Regions from separate parts of the Homo sapiens genome. Here region 1 is linked to region 2. The links are chromatin contacts, found by Hi-C or POLR2A ChIA-PET in ENCODE. All regions are on one chromosome and are shown on one strand. Each heading gives the region's core, a stretch centred on a gene start or an enhancer-like site at or near the end of the contact. The rest is flanking DNA. Distances are from core to core; before and after follow the strand shown. Region 1 holds the start of SMIM44 (small integral membrane protein 44). Region 2 overlaps NFIC (nuclear factor I C).

What was found. Hi-C counts contacts between places; a loop is a spot of excess contacts on that map. ChIA-PET counts read pairs that join two places held with the same protein, here RNA polymerase II (POLR2A). Pooled maps may share reads with other maps.
Region 1: a loop to region 2 is called in a pooled map, with 2.6 times the contacts of the local background. The contact joins the promoter of SMIM44 here to the enhancer-like site in region 2. A Hi-C loop is called at or near these places in 10 of 168 maps with a recorded cell type or tissue (CD8-positive, alpha-beta T cell, aorta, cardiac septum and 3 more), 3 of 37 single-sample maps with no recorded cell type and 10 of 50 pooled maps. POLR2A ChIA-PET finds 5 or more read pairs at or near these places in 14 of 52 experiments (AG04449, AG04450, GM10248 and 10 more).

The regions. Positions count from the first base shown.
Region 1 is chr19:3,482,189-3,489,927 of GRCh38, reverse strand. SMIM44 (small integral membrane protein 44) reads left to right here and starts at 6,487. Exons shown (of 2, transcript NM_001395954.1): 1 at 6,487-6,726; 2 at 6,877-7,739. The coding sequence starts at 6,525. The coding sequence ends at 7,124. It overlaps LOC105372246 (a long non-coding RNA gene), which reads right to left and starts at 6,950. Exons shown (of 5, transcript XR_936264.2): 1 at 6,642-6,950; 2 at 1,673-1,800. RefSeq lists silencers at 4,729-4,778, 4,789-4,838 and an enhancer at 6,171-6,709.
Region 2 is chr19:3,436,109-3,443,314 of GRCh38, reverse strand. All of the region lies in intron 6 of NFIC (nuclear factor I C), which reads right to left. Among named protein-coding and RNA genes, the nearest start is that of SMIM24, 41 kb to the left of the region's middle. Within about 2 kb of position 3,157, at least 5 of the 41 ENCODE cell types and tissues checked have a DNase peak (open chromatin) inside an H3K27ac peak, as active enhancers do.

The sequences.
Region 1 (7,739 bases), core at 5,238-7,737, 43 kb before region 2:
AACAAGTAACTGGGATTACAGGCATGCACCATCATGCCCAGCTAAATTTTTTTTTTGTTTTTTTTTTTTTTTCGAGATGGAGTCTCGCTCTGTTGCCCAGGCTGGAGTGCAGTGGCACGATCTCCACTCACTGCAAGCTCCGCCTCCCGGGTTCACGCCATTCTCCTGCCTCAGCCTCCCGAGTAGCTGGGACTACAGGCGCACGCTGCCACGCCCGGCTAATTTTTTGTATTTTTAGTAGAAACGGGGTTTCACTGTGTTAGCCAGGATGGTGGATGGTCTCGATCTCCTGCCTCGGCCTCCCAAAGTGCTGGGCTTACAGGTGTGAGCCACCGTACCTGGCCTGTTTGTATTTTTTAGTAGAGACAGGCTTTCACCATGTTGGTCAGGCTGGTCTCAAATTCCTGACCTCAGGTGATCCACCCGCCTCGGCTTCCCAAAGTGCTGAGATTACAGGCATGAGCCACCACACCCAGCCTTTTTTTTGCCTCCCCCCGAGATGGAGTCTTGCTCTGTCACCCAGGCTGGAGTGCATTGGCGTGATCTCAGCTCACTGCAACCTCTGCCTCCCGGGTTCAAGTGATTCTCTTGCCTCAGCCTCCCAAGTAGCTGGGATTACAGGCACGTGCCACCATGCACGCCCAGCTAATTTTTGTATTCTTAGTAGAGATGGGGTTTCACCATGTTGGCCAGGCTGGTCTTGAACTCTTGACCTTGTGATCAGCCCGCCTTGGCCTCCCAAAGTGCTGAGATTACAGACGTGAGCCACTGCGCTTGGCTCACTTTTTTTTTTTTTAAATGGAGAGGGTCTCCCTCTGTCTCCCAGGCTGTAGTGCAGTGGCTGATCACTGCAGCTTACTGCAGCCTCAACCTCCTGGGCTCAAGCGATCCTCCTATCTTGGCCTCCCAAGCAGTTGGGACCTCAGGTTTGCCCCACTGTGCCTGAGTAATATTTGTATTTTTTTGTAGAGACGGGGTCTCAGTATGTTTTGTTCTGTGTTGAGACAGGGTCTCACTCTGTTGCCCAGGCTGGAGTGCGGTGGTGCAATCTCAGCTCATTGCAACCTCTGCCTCCCAGGTTTAAGCAATTCTTGTGCCTCAGCCTGCTGAGTAGCTGGGACTACAGGCACATGCCTCTATGCCTGGCTGATTTTTGTATTTTTAGTAGAGACAGGGTTTCACCATGTTGGCCTGGCTGGTCTTGAACTCCTGGCCTCAAATGATCTGCCCTCCTCAGCCTCCCAAAGTGCTGGGATTATAGATATGAGCCACGTGCCTGGCCATCTTGTTTATGTTTTAGAGACAGAGTGTTGCTCTATTGCCCAGGCTGGAGAGCAGTGGCTCGATCTAAGCTCGCTGCAACTTCTGTCTCCCAGGCTCAAGTGATCCTCCCACCTCAGCCTCCTGAGCAGCCAACATCCATTCTACTATGGTTCCGTGGGGCTCTCTCTCTTGCGATCTGTTCTGTCACTTTCTTGTTGGCCTCCAACCTCCCTCATCCTCACTCAGCTGATGACCTTGCTTTCGGCTTCAGTGAAAAAATCAAGCAGACCTTCCGCACACCCCACCAACAGCTGTGCCCGCCTGCCTGTCCCTGTGCCGTGCATGCTGCCTCCCCTCCTGCCTGCTAACGCTGGCTGATGAACTGTTGGTTCTGCTAGCCAAGACTTACCTAAGATCCTTGTGGCTGTGCAACAGATTACTCCAAACTTAGCAGCTTCAAACAGCTGGACTTGGGTCAAATCGTGTCCCCCGAAAAGGCTTGTCCAGGTGGTAACCCCTGGTACCCATGAATGTGACCTGATTTGGAAATAGAGTCTTTGCAGGTGTTGTTAAGGATCTCAGCATGAGATCATCCTGGATTTAGGGTAGACCCTACATCCAATGACCAGTGTCCTTACAGAGACAGAAAAGTGGACCTGAGCACAGAGGCACATGCCTATAGTCCCAGCTACTCTAGAGGCCAAGGCAGGATCGCTTATGCCCAGGAGTTCAAGACCAGCCTGGGCACCATAGTGAGACCCCCATCTCTTTAATTAAAAAAAAAAAAAAAAAGACAAGGCCGGATGCGGTGGCTCACACCTGTAATCCCAGCACTTTGGGAAGTCAAGGCAGGTGGATCACCTGAGGTCAGGAGTTCGAGACCAGCCTGGACAACATGGTGAAACCCCATCTCTACTGAAAATACAAAAATTAGCTGGGTGTGGTGGTGCATGCCTGTAATCCCAGCTACTCAGGAGGCTGAGGCAGGAGAATCACTTGAACCCAAGAGGCAGAGGTTGCAGTGAGCCGAAATCGTGTGCCATTGCGCTCCAGCCTGGGTGACAAGAGCAAGACTCCATCTTAAATAAAGAAGACAAGAAAACCCCCAGAGACAGAGGAAAGAAGACAGATACCTTTCCTGTGGGTCACGAGTCTGGGAGCAGCAAGCGTATCTGGATGTTTCTGGCTTTGGGTGTTTCATGAAGTTGCAATCAAGCTGTCGGCCAGGGCTGCCTCATCTGAAGGCTCAACTGGGGCCGAAGGAGCCACTTCCAAGGTGGCACCTTCCAATGTGACATTGGCTGCCTGAGCCACCTCTTTTCCTCACCAACTCCTCGTCCTTCTCATCAACTCACAGCCATTACTTCAGCCCTTCCCCCTTTTCTCTCCTGCCTCCTTGGTTTCCTCTCTTTACCCATCAACACAGACCAGCTGCAATGTTTTTAAAACAACAAGAAAAAGCTGGGCACAGTGGCTCACACCTGTAATCCCGGCATTTTGTGAGGCTGAGGCAGGTAGGTCACTTGAGGTCAGGAGTTGGAGACCAGCCTGTCCAACATGGTGAAATCCTGTCTCTGCTAAAAATACAGACATTAACTGGGCATGGTGGCACATGCTTGTAGTCCCAGCTACCTGGAAGGCTGAGGTATGAGAATTGCTTAAACCTGGGAAGTGGAGGTTGCAATGAGCCGAGATGGCCCCACTGCACTCCAGCCTGGGCAACAGAGGGAGAGGGAGTCTTAAAAGAACACCACCACCACCAACAAAACAAAACCCTGGAAAGTAGTCCCAGCTATTTGGGAGGCTGAAGCAGGAGAACCACTTGAACCCGGGAGGCAGAGGTTGCAGTGAGGAGATCATACCACTGCACTCCAGTCTGGGTGACACAGCGAGACTCTGTCTCAAAAACAAACAAAAATATAAAAAGCCACCCTCACCGGGCGCAGTGGCTCACGCCTATAATCCCAGCACTTTGGGAGGCTGCGGTGGGTGGATCAAGAGGTCAGGAGATCGAGACCATCCTGGCTAACACAGTGAAACCCCGTCTCTACTAAAAGTACAAAAAAAAAAATTAGCCGGGCGTGGTGGCGGGCGCCTGTAGTCCCAGCTACTTGGGAAGCTGAAGCAGGAGAATGGCGTGAACCCGGAAGGCAGAGCTTGCAGTGAGCTGAGATCGCGCCACTGCACTCCAGTCTGGGCGACAGAGAGAGACTCTGTCTCAAAATAAAATAAAATCATAAATAAAATAAAATAAAAAGCCACCCCCTTTTTTGTAGAGACAAGATCTAGCTGTGTCACCTAGGCTGGAGTACAGTGGCACAATCTTAGCTCACTCCAGCCTCCAGCTCCTGGGCTTAAGCAATCTTCCTGCCTCAGCCTCTCAAGTCCCTGGGACTACAGACATGAGCCACCACCTGGCAAGGGTCACACTTTTTTTTGTTTGTTTGTTTTTGAGATGGAGTTTCGCTCTGTTGCCCAGGCTGGAGTGTAGTGGCGGGATCTCGGCTCACTGCAACCTCCGCCTCCCGGGTTCAAGCGATTCTCCTGCCTTAGCCTCCCGAGTAGCTGGGATTATAGGCACATGTCACCACGCCTGGCTAATTTTTGTATTTTTAGTAGAGATGGGGTTTCACCATGTTGGTCAGGCTGGTCTTGAACTCCTGACCTCATGATCAGCGTTCCTCAGCCTCCCAAAGTGCTGGGATTACAGGCGTGAGCCACCACGCCCGCCCGGGAAGGCTCACACTTCTACACATTGTTGAATTTCCTCCTCCCAACACCCCAGGAAACTTTACCCACCCCATTGTAGAGAGAAGCCAGGGAACCCTGGAGAGCCAAGGTCATGCTGTGACGGGCAGAGCTGGGATTTGAACCCAGGTCTTCCTCACCACCACCTCCTACTGCCTTGTCCTGGCTTCCCTGGCCCCTGGCTACTTGGAATTCCTTGTGTTTCTCCCCAGGTTTCTCCTCTGCAATGTTCCTAACTCAGGAAATGGCAACACCATCATTGCAGGCATTTAGTCTAAAAACAGATTTTTTTAATGAAAAATCGATCCCAAGGCTGGGTGCGGTGGCACATGCCTGTAATCCCAGCACTTTGTGAGGCTGAGGCAGGAGGATCGCTTGAGCCCAGGAGTTAAAGAGCAGCCTGGGCAACATAGTGAGACCCTGTTCCTATAAAAAAAAATACAGAAAATTAGGTAGGTGTGGGGGCACAGACCTGTAGTCCCAGCTACTCAGGAGGCTGAGGCAGGAGGATCGCTTGAGCCTGGGCAGTCAAGGCTGCAGTGAGCCAAGATCCCACCACTGCACCACTGCACTCCAGCTTGGGTGACAGAGCAAGGCCCTGTCTCAAAAAAAAAAAAAAAAAAAAAAAATGTCCATCTCAAATCTGCCTACTTTCCTTCCACTAGGACCAGCTCAGTCCCCTCCTGGCTCCTCCTCTGGCCCCCATAGTCCGTTCTCCCCAAAGCAGCCACCAGGGGGCACCTGTGAGCACCTGGGTCCGGACCCATCCCTCCTCTGCCCACAGCCCTCCATGGCTCCCACATTCCTCAGGGTCTAGGCCGAAGTCTTCCTCACAGTCTACACGGCCCTGCAGGACCTGCCCTGACAGCTCCCCATCCTCCCCTCCCCCCCACTCCCCCGGCTCACTCTGCTCCAGCCACACTGGCCTCCTCACTGTTCCTCCAACACGCCAGGCACAGTCCTGCCCCAGGGCCTTTGCAGGGGCTGTGCCCTCTGCTTGGAACTCTCTTTCCCCTGGATCTCCCATGGCTGGTTCCCTTTTTCCTCCAGGTCTTTGCTCAAATGTCACCTCCTCAGTGATGCCTTGGCAGCCCAATTTTTTTTTTTTCTTGAGATAGTCTCACTCTGTCACCCAGGTTGTAGTACAGGGGTGCAATCATAGCTCACTGCAGCCTTGAACTCCTGGGCTCAAGCAATCCTCCCACCTCAGCCTCCTGAGTAGCTGGGACTACAGGCACTCACCACGCCTGGCTAGTTTTTAAAGTTTTTGTAGAGATGCAGTCTTGCTATGTTGCCCAGAGAGATCTTGAACTTCTGGATCAAGTGATCCTCTTGCCTCAGCCTCCCAAAGTGCTGGGACTATAGGCGTGAGCCACGGCGCCCAGCCACACCTCCCTTTCTAACCTAATATATCATTTACTCTAAGGTTATGTTTCTTTCTTAGCATCCATCTCCCTCCCTGGAATGTCAGGTTTTGGTCTTTCTTTTTTTTTTTTTTTTTTGTTACGGAGTTTCGCTATGTTGCCCAGGCTGGAGTGCAGTGGGATGATCTCGGCTCACTGCAACCTCCACCTCCCAGGTTCAAGCGATTCTCCTGACTCAGCCTCCCGAGTAGCTGGGACTACAGGCGCCCGCCACCACGCCCAGCTAGGTTTTGCATTTTTAGTAGAGACAGGGTTTCACCATGTTGGCCGGGCTGGTCTCAAACTCCTGTCTCAAGTGATCCGCCCACCTCGGCCTTCCAAAGTGCTGGGATTACAGGCGTGAGCTCCTGCGCCCGGCCTGGTCTTTCTTACTCATAGCTGTGTCCCAGCACCTAAGAGAGTGCCCAGCCATAGTCGCTGCTCAATACATATTCGATGAATGAATGAAGAGCCAGGCACGGTGGCGAGGACCTGTAGTTCCTGCTACTTGGGAGACTGAGGCGGGGGGATCGCTTGAGCCCAGGAGGTTGAGGGTGCAGTGAGCTATGATCGCGTCACTGCACTCCAGCACTCAGGGCGACAGAGCGAGACCCTGTCTCAAAAATAATAATAATATTAGCCAGGCATAGTGGCGGGCACCTGTAATCCCAGCTACTCCGGAGGCTGAGGTGGGAGAATCACTTGCACCCGGGAGGCAGAGGTTGCAGTGAGCTGAGATCTCGCCTTTGCACTCCAGCCTGGGTGACAAGAGTGAAACTCCGTCTCAAGAAAAATTAAATAAATAAAATAAAATAATAAGAATTAAAAAGATGAATGAATGAAGAGAGTGAGCCGGCCATGAGGAAATCTGGGCAGGGCGTTCCTGGGAGAAGGAAGCGCAGGTGCGGAGGCCCCGAGGTGGGGACGGCTGGGCAGAGTCGTGGCTGGAGCTGAGCAGGTAGGTTGCGGGTGGGCGGAAGTGATTTACAATGTGATTAACCCAGGCAGATGGTGGCCGTGGGGCAGCCGCCCAATCCTCTTAGCTCAAAGCCCCTTAATACTTCCGCTGTGTGGGTCACCTCCGGGCCTCCCCTGTGCCGGGCGGACACCATGCCGGGGCTGGCGGCCGAGGGGGAGGCCGAGGGCTGGAGCCCGTCCCCGCCGCTGTACGAGGAGTACCGGCCGCCGCCCCTGGACAGCATCCGCCTGCCCAGGTACGTGCTGTACCTGCTGCTGGCCGCGCTGGTGGTGGTGGCCGTCGCCTACGCCATCGTCGGGCACCTCATCAAAGACCTCGCCCACGACCTGGCCGGTGAGCTGCCCCCACCGAAACCCAGCTGGGGCCGATGCTGGGTCACCCTGGGTGGGTGGTCAGGGGATCCTAGTGCTTCTCCTAGCTGAGGAGGGGACAGAGGAGGGTGGCCGGGGCCGGGGAGTTGCCTCACCAGCTCCCTTGCCGCAGACTGGGCGTTTGGCCCGAAGCCAGACCAGGAGGCCGCACCCCGGGAGCTGCGCCCCAGCCTGACCGGCGAGGACTTGGAGGGGCTGGACCTGCAGCTGGCCCTGGCCTGGCAGGGCGAGGAGGACGCCGGCGGGGGTGGGGAGGGAGCCCCCTCTGAACCCCCGCCTCCCCCGGAGCCCCGCCGCCCCTCCATTGCCTTCAAGGACCCCCCATCCCGAAGCTCCTTCTGGAAGCTGATGGCAACTTGAATCCTGAATCCGGGTTCCGGACGCTTTGGCGGTCGTGTAGACAGAACTTACGCGCGCCGGAGCCCTTTCTGCAAACCCTGAGCTGCCCGGTCGCAGCGGACGGCTTTCTCCTTCCCAGCCGGCAGGTTCCGGGGGTTGGACGCTGGCGACTTTCACATACGCAGAGCCTGCCCGGCTCAGCCTCAGCCAAGCCGTCAGCAAACTGTGAATTAGAAACACTAGGGCGATTTAAAACGTTGTAATATTATCGGCCAACCTTACCGAGTGCTTAGCGTGTACCTGCTGCTGTGCAGAGCAGGCTTTTTCTATGCAGTATCTCATTTAATCCTCCGAGGTAGGACTGATCGCCCCCACTTAACAGATGGGGAAACCGAGGCACGCAGTGATGAAGTGGCTTCGCCAAGGTCTCAGAGCACAGAGTGCTTTTCTCAGAAAAAGCCCAGACAACTGACTGACTTTGGAGGGCAGGATCTCCAAGGCGGGTCCTGCCCCCACCCCCTCTGCTGGGCTCCCCTACCTCCAAATCTTCTCCAGCCCCCGCCTCGGCTGCTGGGTTTGCTTGTCTCTGGGGGGTGGTCCTGACTTCCTAATCAGATCGAGAGCTCCCAGACAGCA
Region 2 (7,206 bases), core at 1,908-4,407:
GAGTAGCTGGGACTACAGGCACACGCCACCACATGCAGCTAATTTGGTATTTTTTTGTAGAGACAGGGTTTCCCTATGTTATCAAACTACTAGGCTCAAGCGATCCTCCAGCCTTGGCCTCCCAAAGTGCTGGGATTACAGGTGTGAGCCACCACACTCAGCCTCAATTTTTTTCTACATAATTAATACAGGTTTCTCAGCCTCAGCACTGTAGACATTGGGGCTGGCTCGTTCCCTGGGGAGGGGCTGTCCTGGGCACTGCAGGGTGCTAAGCAGCATCCCTGGCCTCGACCCACTCCATGTCAAGAGCTCTCCCAGTTGTGACAACCACAGATGTCCCTAGACACCGGCCAGTGTCCCTGGGGGTGGGGCAGCATCGCCCTGGGTGAGGACCTTCTGTGAAGGCACTAGCCTCCTCTCTTAATGTGGTCCTCACAGCTGCCCCGTGCAGAGCTTACAGGAGCTGCGCCCATTTCACAGATGTGGAGGCTGAGGCCTGATGGGGGACGTCACTCGCCTAAGGCCATAGAGCCAAGGGGGGGTGGAGGTGGAGTTGGAACCCAACTCTGTCCCTCCCCAGGCCACGTTGCACTAGCCTCCACCCTGGGGTTAAAAAAAGGGATGGGCGGGCTGGGCTCGGTGGCTCACACCTGTCATCCTAGCACTGTGGGAGGCCGAGGCGGGCGGATCACTTGAGGTCAGGAGTTTGAGACCAGCCTGGCCAACATGGTGAAACTCCATCTCTACTAAAAATACACAAATTAGCTGGTCATGGTGGCAGGCGCCTGTAGTCCCAGTCCCAGCTATTTGCGAGGCTGAAGCAGAAGAATTGCTTGAATCTGGAAGGCAGAGGCTGCAGTGAGCCGAGATCATGCCACTGCACTCCAGCCTGGGCAACAGAGTGAGATTCTGACTCAAAAAAAAAAAAAAAAAAGGGATGGGAAGCCTGGGGTGACAGAGGAGAGGAATGGATGGGGGCTGCCTGCCCCGCCCTGTGTAATAACCGCCTGTGGACGGGACCTTTGTCGCCTTCAAGGGGGAGCTACACAAGCAGCAAAAACAAAGCACAGTGGGGGCTGCTCCAAGGCACCTTCCCTCCACCCCACGCAGCCGCGTAAGCAGGGAGGCCTCGGGTGGAGGCGGCCAGGAGAAAGGGCCTGGCCCAGGCCCCAAGCGGGCAAAGCCTAGAGGCTGGAATGTGGGGCCTGGAGGTGTGGGGTGGGGGTCTTGCCTGGCATCGGGCTGGCATGATCCCCCCAGGCCTCTGTGAGCCTCAGGGTTGGGGACTGGCTGAGCACTGCCCGGGAGAAAAGGCCCCGAGTCCGCCAGAGGAAGGGAGAGCTGCTCTAATCAGCTTAACCCCCTTAATGAGTGGCTAATTGGGGGCTGTCTAGACAGGAAGCTGGAAAGGGCAGGGAAGGGTGGGGGGAGGATGCCGAGGAGGAGGAGGAGCATCCCAGGGTGGTGGCCAGGGGCCAAGGGCACCTTCGGGAGAGACCCTGCCTGCCTGGGTTCCTGTTTTGTGTCCTCCCTCTGCGGAGGCACCCGGCTTGGGACAGCCTTGCAGGCTGCAACAATAAGCCTGGCCCTCCCCGTGCCCCCAGCCCCTCCGGCCCTTCCTGTGCCCCCGGCCCCTCTGGCCCTTCCCTTGGGCCCCTCTGGCCCTTGCCTCGGTCCACCAATGAGGTTACAGCTGGGCCCCACTGGGAACCTCAGGAACCCTGCTCCAGCCCAGGGGCCAGGCCTGTTCTGAGGCGTCCCCCTTGGGACTTCAGAGGCTGCGAAATGTTTACCGATGCAGGCCACAGCGATGGGGAGAGGCCCAGGAAGCACTGGGCATAAGCTCGGGGCTCTGCCCCTTCTTTGCTGTGGGACCTTTGGGCCTCAGTTTCCCCACTTGTCAACTGATGGCCAGGGGCAGCCCTGATCTCACAGAGTGTTGCCGGGAGGGGAAATAACCCGGCTTAGGACATCACAGATGCCCCATAAAACAAAGAGAGCGAGGTACCCTGAGTGGGGCCGCTGGGAACGGCCACGTGGTTCCGTGTCCCTGTGCACCCGCTTGCCGCTGGGGTGACCTGGAGCAGGTGATGTCACCTCTTTGAGCCTCAGGGTTTCCCTCTGCAAAATGAGGTGCCTGCCAGGCACCTCCGCAGGGCTGTCTGGGACTAAAATGTTGGGAAGGGACATAGAGAAAAAGCGGCCAGCCGGGTGTGGTGGCTCACACCTGCCATCCCAACACTGTGGGAAGCAGAGGCAGGAGGATGAGCCCAGGAGTTTAAGACCAGCCTGGGCAACACAGGGAACTCTGTCTCTACAAAAAGTACAAAAAATAGCCAGGTGTGTTGGCAAGTGCCCATAGTCCCAGCTACTTGGGAGGCTGAGGAAGGAGGATGGCATGAGCCCAGTGGGCGCTGATCGCACCACTGCACTCCATCCTGGGCGACAGAGCAAGTCACTATTTGGGAAAAACAAAACAAAACAAAACAAAAAAGGCCAGGCGCAGTGGCTCACGCCTGTAATCCCAGCACTTTGGGAGGCCGAGGCGGGCGGATCACCTGAGGTCAGGAGTTCGAGAGCAGCCTGGCCAACAGGGTGAAACCCCATCATTACTAAAAACACAAAATTAGCCGGGTGTGGTGGAACTCCTGAGGTCAGGAGTTCCAGACCAGACTGGCCAACATGGTGAAAACCCGCCTCCGCTAAAAATACAAAAATTAGCCAGCCGTGGTGGCGGGCACCTGTAATCCTAGCTATTCGGGAGGCTGAGGCACGAGAATCGCTTGAACCTGGGAGGCAGAGCTTGCAGTGAGTCAAGATCGCGCATTGCACCCCAGCCTGGGCGAGCGACAGAGAGAGATTCCGTCTCAAAAAAAAAAAAAAGAGTGGCCCAGACCAGGGGTCACGCACCTTCTCCCCACTCCGTTTAGGTGCTTTGCATATGCCTCTGGCTATATTATAGGGGAGATTCTGCCCGCAAGAGACATTTGGCCAGGTCTGGGGACATTTACGGTTGTCACCACTGGGGGGTGCTCCTGACACGGAGTGGGTGGAGGCCATGAACTCTGCACAGCACCCAACAGTGCCCAAGACAGCCCCGCCCCAGAGGATGGTCTGGCCCCAAACATCCACAGTGCAACTCCTCAAACCACGATTCTCCCTGCTGGGAATGCCCTCCCATCATCTTCCCTGCGGATAAATCCACTTAAATCATCCCGGTTGTAGCTTAGCCGCGAATTAATAATAAACCCGGCTCTCACGCCCCAGGTGCGTGCTTTACGTAAAGTCCAGCCCTGGGCCACGGGTGTTAAAATTCTTCCAGTGTTTGGCCGGGCGCGGTGGCTCACGCCTGTAATCCCAGCACTTTGGGAGGCCGAGGCGGGCAGATCACGAAGTCAGGAGATCGAGACCATCCTGGCTAACACGGTGAAACCCCGTCTCTACTAAAAATACAAAAAATTAGCCGGGCATGGTGGTGGGTGCCTGTAGTCCCAGCTATTCGGGAGGCTGAGGCAGGAGAATGGCATGAACCCGGGAGGCGGAGCTTGCAGTGAGCCGAGATCACACCACTGCACTCCAGCCTGGGCGACAGAGCAAGACTCTGACAAAAAAAAAAAAAAAAAAATTCTTCCAGTGTTTTCTCTTCACTGGGATATCAAGGCAGAGTTTTTTGAGATGGAGTTTCGCTCTTGTTGCCCAGGCTGGAGTGTAATGGCACAATCTCGGCTCACTGCACCCTCCGCCTCCCAGGTTCAAGTGATTCTCCTGCCTCAGCCTCCCGAGTAGCTGGGATTACAGGTGCCCACCACCACACCCGGCTAATTTTGTGTTTTTAGTAATGATGGGGTTTCACCCTGTTGGCCAGGCTGGTCTCGAACTCCTGACCTCAGGTGATCCGCCTGCCTCGGCCTCCCAAAGTGCTGGGATTACAGGTGAGCCTTTTTTTTTTTTTTTTTTTTTTTTTTTTTTTTTTTTTTTTTTGAGACAGGGTCTTTCTCTGTTGCCCCGGATGGAGTGCAGTGGTATGATCATAGCTCAGGGCAGCTTTGACCTCCCGTCTTAAGCAATCCTCTCACCTCAGCCTCCCAAGGAGCTGGGACTACAGGTGTACACCACTATGTGATGCTATTTTTTTTTTTTTTTTAAGTAGAGATGGGGTCTTGCCATATTGCTAGGATTACAGTTGTAAGCCACTGCACCCGGCCAGCAACCTGATCGTATAGCAGAGGAAATTGAGGGGCAGAGAGGTTAAGGAACCTGCCAAATGTCACACAGCTGGAGAAGCAGAGAAGCCAGTTGCCCGAGCTCCTCACTGCTCTGTCAGCCTGATTCTCCTCCTCGGGGAGGTCCTCCCTTTTCTTCCAAGTTCTATCAGGGTCCTCTTGTTCCCCCTGACTGTCTTCTGTGCCTCCTCCTCTGGGCTGTAGTCACCTGGATAAAAACCCATCTCCCTCACTAGGCTGTTAGCCCCTGGAAGGTAGGGACAAGAGTGGGTTGGATCATCTCTGTGTCCCCAGGGCCTCAGGTAGGGCCAGCACACAGGAGGGCTTTACACTGAGGATGAAACCCTCAGGAGGAGGCCGGGTGCGGTGGCTCACGCCTGTAATCCCAGCACTTTGGGAGGCCGAGATGGGCGGATCACGAGGTCAGGAGATCGAGACCATCCTGGCTAACACGGTGAAACCCCGTCTCTACTGAAAATAGAAAAAATTAGCCGGGCGTGGTAGTGGGTGCCTGTAGTCCCAGCTACTCGGGAGGCTGAGGCAGGAGAATGGCGTGAACCCGGGAAGCGGAGCTTGCAGTGAGCTGAGATGGCGCCACTGCACTCCAGCCTGGGCGACAGAGCGAGACTCTGTCTCAAAAAGAAAAAAAAAAAAAAAAAAAAGAAACCCTCAGGAGGGAGTGAGTTTGCCATCCCCTGAGGTAATCAAGTGGAAGCTGCAGGAGCACAGACCTCCTCTGACATTCCCTGCTAGCTCTGCGATTCCCAATCACAGAGCAGAAGCTGGTGGGGGCTTCCTCTTTGTCCTCCCCCCATTGCTACCACCTCCTTCCCCAGTGGAAGGGGTTGCCAGTGAGCAGCCGGGCAGAAAAGTCAGACTGAGCTCCAGAGCTTAAAATGTTTTCTTTTTGAGTTTTCTCTGTTGAAAGCTAGATTCTTTATTTTCCACCTTTCTCCTCTCCTAATAAATAGACTTAAAGCTACAATTTTTCCTCTCAGGGTTGCTTTGGCTCATCGCAAAGGTGGTCTTTCACTTTAATTAGCGTGCAGTTTACATTCTGACAGCCTCATCAATTACAGAGTTAATGAGAAGTCACGGCTGGGTGCGGTGGCTCACACCTGTAATGCCAGCACTTTGGGAGGCTGAGATGGGCGGATCACTTGAGGTTGGCGGATCACTTGAGGTCAGGAGTTCAAGACCAGCCTGGCCAACATAGTAAAAACCGTCTCTACTAAAAATACAAAAATTAGCTGGTTGTGGTGGTGCCCGCCTGTAGTCCCAGCTACTCGGGAGGCTGAGGCAGGAGAATCACTTGAACCCAGGAGGTGGAGCCGAGATTGCACCACTGCACTCCAGCCTGGGTGATAAGAGCGAAACTCCGTCTCAAAAAAAAAACAAAAAACAAAAAACAAAAAAAACGAAACAGAAGTGACTTTTTTTTTCTTTTTTTTTTTTTGAGACATAGTCTCGTTCTGTTGCCCAGGCTGGCGTGCACTGGCGTGATCTCTCAAAACAAGCAAGACTCCATCTCAAAACAAAAACAACAAACAAACAAAAAAAGAACCTCATAAATACTGAGACAGGTCCCCTGAGGGATGGAGACCCTTTAGGAATGTTCCTGCTCTGGGAGCCCACACTGTGGAAGGGAGGGGCCTTGGCACCTGAAATGTCACAACTAGATGCGTCCGAGTGCCGGAAAGAGACAGGAATTTTTTTTTTTTTTTGAGACGGAGTCTCGCTCTGTCACCCAGGCTGGAGTGCAGTGGCGCCATCTCAGCTCACTGCAAGCTCCGCCTCCCGGGTTCATGCCATTCTCCTGCCTCAGCCTCCTGAGTAGCTGGGACTACAGGCACCCGCCGCCACGCCCGGCTATTTTTTTTGTATTTTTAGTAGAGACGGGGTTTCACTGTGTTAGCCGGGATGGTCTCGATCTCCTGACCTCGTGATCCGCCTGCCTCGGCCTCCCAAAGTGCTGGGATTACAGGCGTGAGCCACCGAGCCTGGTCAGAGACAGGAATGTTATAAAGACGTGGATGACAGTGACCTCCCGTTTCCCGGGTATGTCGCATGGGCCAGACGGTTGCTTCACGCACATCCTACCCTTCCTCCTCCTGTAGCTCCCAAAGAACATTATTCACATCACCCCCATTGTGGAGATGAAGAAACTGAGGCTTAGAGAAGTTAAGTGATGTGCCCCAGGTTACACAGCACACAGAGCTAGACACGGGCAGGGCTGGGATCTGAACCCAGGTCTCTCCAATGCCTGAATCTGACCTCTTAATCCTAATGTTATACTGCTTCTAAAAATCCTACAGGTGGCCGGGAGCAGTGGCTCACACCTGTCATCCCAGCACTTTGGGAGGCCGAGGTGGGTGGATCACCTGAGGTCAGGAGTTTGAGACCAGACTGGCCAACATGGTGAAACACTGTCTCTACTAAAAATATAAAGATTAGCCGGGTGTGGTGGTGGGTGCCTGTAATCCCAGCTACTTGGGAGGCTGAGGCAGGAGAATTGCTTGAACTCAGGAGGAAGGGTTGCAGTGAGCCAAGATCTCGCCACTGCACTCCAGCCTGGGTGACAGAGCAAGACTCCATCTCAAAAAACAAAAATTAAAAAAAAATAAGAGGGGCCCGGCATGGTGGCTCACACCTGGAATCCCAGCACTTTGGGAGGACGAGGCAGGAGGAAAGATCACACTTGAACTCAGGAGTTCAAGACCAGCTTAGGCAACATAGTGAGACCCCATCTCTACCAAAAAAAAAAAAAAAAAAAAAAAAAAAATTAACGGCGCATGGCAGTATGCACCTGCAGTCCGATACTTGGGAGGCTGAGGCAGGAGGATCACTTGAACCTGGGAGGTCGAGGCTGCAGTGAGCCAAGATTGCACCCCGGCACTCCAGCCTGGGCAGCAGACCGAGACTCCGTTTCAAAAACAAACAAACAAACAAACAAACAAAAACAGAGGCCGGGCGTGGTGGCTCA